2 separate regions of the Homo sapiens genome follow, and region 1 is linked to region 2. A link is an interaction called in ENCODE POLR2A ChIA-PET data of the cell type or tissue named here. Cell type or tissue: GM12878. All regions are shown on one strand. Each heading gives the region's core, and the rest is flanking DNA. Links, peaks and the distances in the headings are about the cores only. Region 1 has its middle 69 kb from the start of MAP4. Region 2 overlaps CCDC12 (coiled-coil domain containing 12).

What was found. Peaks named below come from ENCODE experiments on the same cell type or tissue, not always from the same donor. Only the 100,000 strongest peaks of a DNase experiment are listed, where the experiment ranks them.
Region 1: POLR2A ChIA-PET joins it to region 2 with 7 read pairs; 1 of 35 experiments calls an interaction of 5 or more read pairs at or near these places.

Annotation. Positions count from the first base shown.
Region 1 is chr3:48,083,556-48,086,462 of GRCh38, forward strand. It overlaps a transcript of MAP4 not described here. Among named protein-coding and RNA genes, the nearest start is that of MAP4, 69 kb to the left of the region's middle. In GM12878, for the core only: no CTCF peak of the experiment used is centred there; a DNase peak (open chromatin) is centred at 1,551; H3K4me3 peaks cover 1,273 bases; H3K27ac peaks cover 1,168 bases.
Region 2 is chr3:46,925,955-46,928,861 of GRCh38, forward strand. All of the region lies in intron 2 of CCDC12 (coiled-coil domain containing 12), which reads right to left. Among named protein-coding and RNA genes, the nearest start is that of CCDC12, 49 kb to the right of the region's middle. RefSeq lists an enhancer at 1,272-1,651. In GM12878, for the core only: no CTCF peak of the experiment used is centred there; DNase peaks (open chromatin) are centred at 1,457 and 2,507; H3K4me3 peaks cover 1,652 bases; H3K27ac peaks cover 2,500 bases.

The DNA of each region.
Region 1 (2,907 bases), core at 210-2,709, 1.2 Mb after region 2:
GGGTTTTTACCATGTTGGCCAGGCTGGTCTCGAACTCCTGACCTCTTGATCTGCCCACCTCAGCCTCCCAAAGTGCTGGGATTACAGGCATGAGCCACCGCACCCAGCATAAATAAATTTTTAAACATATTTAAATATATGCAAACTAATAAAATATTAGTTTACAGTAAGATTAACTTTTTTTTTTTGAGATGGAGTTCCACTCTTGTTGCCCAGGCTGGAGTGCAGTGGCGTGATCTTGGCTCCCTGCAACCTGTGCCTCCCAGATTCAAGTGATTCTCCTGTCTCAGCCTCGCGAGTAGCTGGGATTACAGGCGCTTGCCACCATGCCAGCTAATTTTTGTATTTTAGTAGAGACAGGGTTTCACCATGTTGGCCAGGCTGGTCTCGAACTCCTGACCTCAAGTGATCCCCCTGCCTCGGCCTCCCAAAGTGCTGGGATTACAGGCATGAGCCATCATGCCCAAGCCAAGAAGATTAACTTTTTTAACCTATAAATAATCACAATAGCTGGTCGCAGCGGGAGTGCCTGTAATCCCAGCTACTCAGGAGGCTGAGGCAGGAGAATTGCTTGAACCCGGGAGGTGGAGGTTGTGGTGAGCTGAGATCGCGCCACTGTACTCCAGCCTGGGAATACAGCGAGACTCAGTCTCAAAAAAAAAAAAAAAAGAATAAGAACAAGAATCACAAAAGTTAGCCAGGTGTGATGGTGCACATACACAGTCTGAACTACTGGGGAGGCTGAGGCAGGAGGATCACTTGAGGCCAGAAGTTCAAGGCTGCAGTGAGCTATGATCTCCCCCACTGCTGACAGAACATGATCTCATCTCTAAAAAAAAAAAAAAAAAAGGAAAAAGAATCACGAAAGTAATTGTGTTGACTTTCAACCTTAAAATGTTAATGACATCCAAAATAGTTCACCATAAGGTCTGCATTTAAAGACTGGCCTAGGAGCTCTAAAATGGTAGATGAGTATGATGAATATGATCCCCTATATGTATCAGTGTGCTTTATTACCCCTTTTTTTTTTTTTTGCAGGGGTGAGCAGGTCTGGCTCTTTCAGCAAGGCTGAAGTGCAGTGGCACAATCATATCACTGGAGCCTTGAACTCCTGGGCTCCAGTGATCCTCCCACCCCAGCCTCCAGAGTAGCTGGGACTATAGACACATGCCACCACACCTAGCTAAGTTTGTTGTTGTTGTTTTTGTTGTTTTGCTGTACACTAAAATTATCTGGGGACCGACTAAGTTGTTTTTGTTTTTTTTTTAATGGAGACAGGGTCTCACTATGTTATCCAGGCTGGTATCAAACTTCTGGCCTCAAGCAATCCTCCGCCTCAGGCTCCCAAAGTGCTGGAATTACAGGCATGAGCCACCCAGCCCTACAATCCCCCTTCTTAACCTTAATTGTTCTCAACCCACTCACTCCTAGCAATAAGTCTACAATAACCTGGTTCTAAAAGTGCTGTTTAGAAAGACAAAGTGAAATCACTGATACTTACTTGGTTTCCTTTTCAAATTGACTATATACATGAACTGCCAAGATGCCTTCCACTGGGTCAAAATGTTCCTCTCAGATTTTCTCACATCTTAAGGAAATCTAAAAGCTACATAGCAACTACTCACGCTTAATCTTTAAAAAAAAAAAAAAAAAAAAGCAAAGTGATTCCAAAAACTGTCAAGAGCAAAAGTTTACAGAGCCAAAGGATTGATCACCAAATTCAGAAACAAGATTAGGAAAGAACAAGACACTATGAGATTAGGAAGAACAAGACACTATGAGATTAGGAAGAATCTACTCTCTGACTAAAGCTAAGCCGCCTATATATAAGAAAATCCAGGTGCTTCCTTCACTGTCAGCAAACAATGGAAAATGACTTTTTAATAGGTAATATAAATGTATTTGTAAATTTGAAAATTTTAACAAAGGGATGCTGGAATGACAAATATTTGAAGAGACTACTTAAAAAACAAGTGAGACAGAGTAGGAAAATGTGTTAAGACATCCTCCAGCACTGTATGTGTTTTTACACTGGGGAAAGGGAGACTCACTAGACTTTTGTTCCTTGATTAAAATACCCGTAAGGCCAGGCGTGATGGCTCATGCCTGTAATCCCAACACTCTGGGAGGCCGAGGTAGGTGGATCATCTGAGGTCAGGAGTTCAAGACCAGCCTGGCCAACATGGTGAAACCCCATCTTTACTAAAAATTCAAAAATTAGCCAGGCGCGGTGGCTCACGCCTGTAATCCCAGGACTTTGGGAGGCCGAGGCAGGCGGAACACGAGGTCAGGAGATAGAGACCACCCTAACACAGTGAAACCCTGTCTCTACTAAAAATACAAAAAATTAGCCAGGCGTGGTGGCACGTGCCTGTAGTTCCAGCCACTAGGGAGGCTGAGGCAGGAGAATCACTTGAACCCAGGAGGCGAAGGTTGCAGTGAGCTGAGATCGTGCCACTGCACTCCAGCCTGGGCAACAGAGTAAGACTCCATCTCAAAAAAATATATATATATGTGTGTGTATATGTATGTATGTGTGTATATATATGTATATGTGTATGTATATATGTATGTGTGTGCACGTATATACACACACTCACACACACACACACACACAAATTAGCCAGGTGTGGTGGTGGGTGCCTATAATCCCAGCTATCAGGAAGCTGAGGCAGGAGAATCACTTGAACCTGGGAGGCAGAGGTTGCAGTGAGCCAAGATCATGCCACTGCACTCCAGCCTGGATGACACAGCGAGACTCCATCTTAAAAAATAAAATAGAATAAAATAAAAATAAATGGCCGGGCATGGTGGCTTGCACCTGTAATCCCAGGGCACTTTGGGAGGCCAAAGCAGGCGGATCACTTGAGGTCAGGAGTTTGAGACCAGTCTGTCCAACGTGGCGAA
Region 2 (2,907 bases), core at 319-2,818:
TAAAGCTCCTAGGCTGAGTGATTCCCAAAAGAGAAGGCCAGTGGTCACCCACAAATTCCCCAAGTCTGGCCCCTCTTCAGAGCCTTCCTGCCCTGGGGCTCATGCCATGGAATACGCCTCAACTACTTAGAGAAAAGCATCTGGGTGTGCTGGGCCAGGGGCATGTGGCAGTGAGGAGTGACATGTGGACAGAGAAGCAGGTGCTGGAGGGCTCCAGAGGGGCGTGGCTGCCTACAGCTGTGGGAATGTGGAGGGGAGACACTCCAGGAGGAGGTGGCGCCTGGGCCTGCAATGACGCGGACAGGGTCAAGGCACAAAGCACACGAGAGGCTGACTCAGCTCCAAGACTGTTGAGAGTGGCCAGTGAGGGCTGTGAAAATAGGCATGACCATGTGCAAGGCTGGGAAGGCCACAGTCCACCAGGACAGCAGTGAGAACTGAACAGCCCCAAAGGCCTCCATGAAGAGAGAGGAGCCACAAGGGGCCAGAATCTCCCGGCAGGAGCTGCGGCTAGCTACTATGTTTTTATGTTCTTCCTGCCTCAGTCTTTTCAGGCAGGGGTGGCTGAACCAAGAACTCACTGGGGTCCTCTCTGGCTCAGGGGCTCATCAAATCCTAGCCCCACACACACAGAAGCAGGCTCCCAGGAAAATGTGTCCCTGGTAACTCCACAGGGCGGCAGGGCGAGAGGTCCTGGGGGCTGCAGGGTCTAAGAAAGGCAAGGCAGAGGCAGTGGGACAGACCCCTAGCCCCAGGGGATGCAGGAGTGGCCCCTCAGATGCTGGCCAGGTGAGACTAGGCCGCAGGTCCTCCTCCTTCCCCAGTACCTCTTTCGGTTCTTGACCAGTGGTCCCTCAGAAAAGTCCTGGGCCTCTAAGGCAGGAAACAATTTCCCAACAGGCCTCCCACAGTCTGCCATCTCCCAAGCCCTCTGTCTGGACCAGGTAAAAGTGCTGCTGACTTCCTCAGGCCCTGCAAAAGCAAGCTTTCCCAGAGGCAGGGGTGTCTGTGGCTACACAGCTAGCAAGCGGCAGTGCTTTGGACTCAGGGGCTTTCAGATGCTATTCACTCTCCTATTTAAGGGCTCCACCTGCTTCCTGCCCCCAGCTTACTTACCATCTCCTTCCTTCCTGCCAGGGCCCCTGAGCCTGGAGCCTTGGGGCTGGGCTGAACCACTGCGGGCGATGGGGCAGTACCAGCATAGCCTGTGTGGAGGAAGCCCACCTGCACTCCCAGAAGGCCCAGAGATACCCCACCCCGTCCCCCATCCTTGAACACCTGCCTCGGGCCTGGAGGTACATGTCAGGTCACAGAGGTACAGGGAGACAAAGTGGGGCATGACTGGGTGCAAAGGCTTTCGTTCACAACAGGGTGGGGAGAAATGAGGAAGAGAAACTGGGTGTGGGAAGAAAACTGCAGGGATTAGTAAGAAAAAAAACTGTCGCTTTCAGAAACGGTCTCCAGGGTTCTGTGAGAAATCAGAAGGAGAGAGGAGAGGCCACAGGGAACTGTACCCAGAACTCACAGCAGCAACACGCACCCATGCCTCCAGACCCACCCACTGCCCGAGGCTTCAGAAGGCCAACTGGAGGAGTGAACCAGAAGCAAGAGGCGGGAGCAGAGCCTTGCGCCCACTGTGCCCTGCCACCCCCAGAGCGGAGCACTGGCCAAGCAGCCAAGAACATCTAGATCCCGACCACCATGGGAAGGTCTCATTCTGGGCCTCAGTTTCCACATTTAGAAACATTACGGCTGTGCTGGGTGCATCCAGCTCTATCAAGCTGGGTCCACGCCCTCCCCAGACTCACTCTTGGAGGGTTAATCTGATGTGCAGCCACTGTTGTGTGATCGCGTGAAAATGGTGCAGTCTCTGACCTCCAGTCCCCTTAGCGTGGAGAGCTAAGAGACTTCCCCTCCCTAATGCCCACTTAACTGCCCACCCCCGGAATTCCACCACTACCAAAGGACAGGAGTCTCTGGGAGAGGTCAAGGAGCATGGGGGGGTTCAGCTTGGGGACCTGGCCTTTCCAACACAGGCCCAAGATTTAACCTCCCTTATAAAAGCAGGTGGATCACTTTAGGTCAGGAGTTTGAGCCCAGCCTGGCCAACAGGGCGAAACCCGGTCTCTACTAAAAATACAAAAATTAGGTGGGTATGGTGCCACATGCCTGTAATCTCAGCTATTCAGGAGGCTGAAGCAGGAGAATCGCTTGAACTGAGGAGGCAGAGGTTGCAGTGAGCTGAGATCGCACCACTGCACTCCAGCCTAGGCTGCAGACTGTCTCAAAAAAAAAAAATGTATATATATGTATTTTAAATGGCTTTAGAGAAGTACCAAGACAGCAAGGATTTCAGGGGCTGCAATCATGGAGATAAGGGAAGTACAACAAAGTGAGCCTGACATCACGTCCCTCTTTCCCCTTAAAGCATGTCTATTTACATGCAGCAGCTGAAAAGCTGAGAGACTGAGCAGAGCTTCCCATTAGGTTGATGCAAAAATAACTGTGGTTTTTGCCATTGAACATAGTGGCAGAAACCACAATTACTTTTGCACCAACCTCATATAATCTCATGGGCCTGGAGAGAAAAAAAAAAGTGTGTTTAAGCAGAAACTAAAACAGACTACTGACTTCTCAACTGCAACTATGGAAACCATAAGACCATGAAATGGTATCTCAGAAGTGTGGACAAAATAAATGTCACACAAAATTCTAAATCTAGTTAAGAAGCCTTCAAGAGAAAGACTTTTTCAGACAAAGAAAGGTTAGGAGAATCAGTTATCAGTGAATCCGTTATTCAAGAAATACTAAAAGGAATACTTTAGGCTAGAGGAAAATGATCTCAGACGGAAACATGGAATTGCAGGGAAAAAATAAAATGCCTCAGAAAGGGTAAATACAATGGCT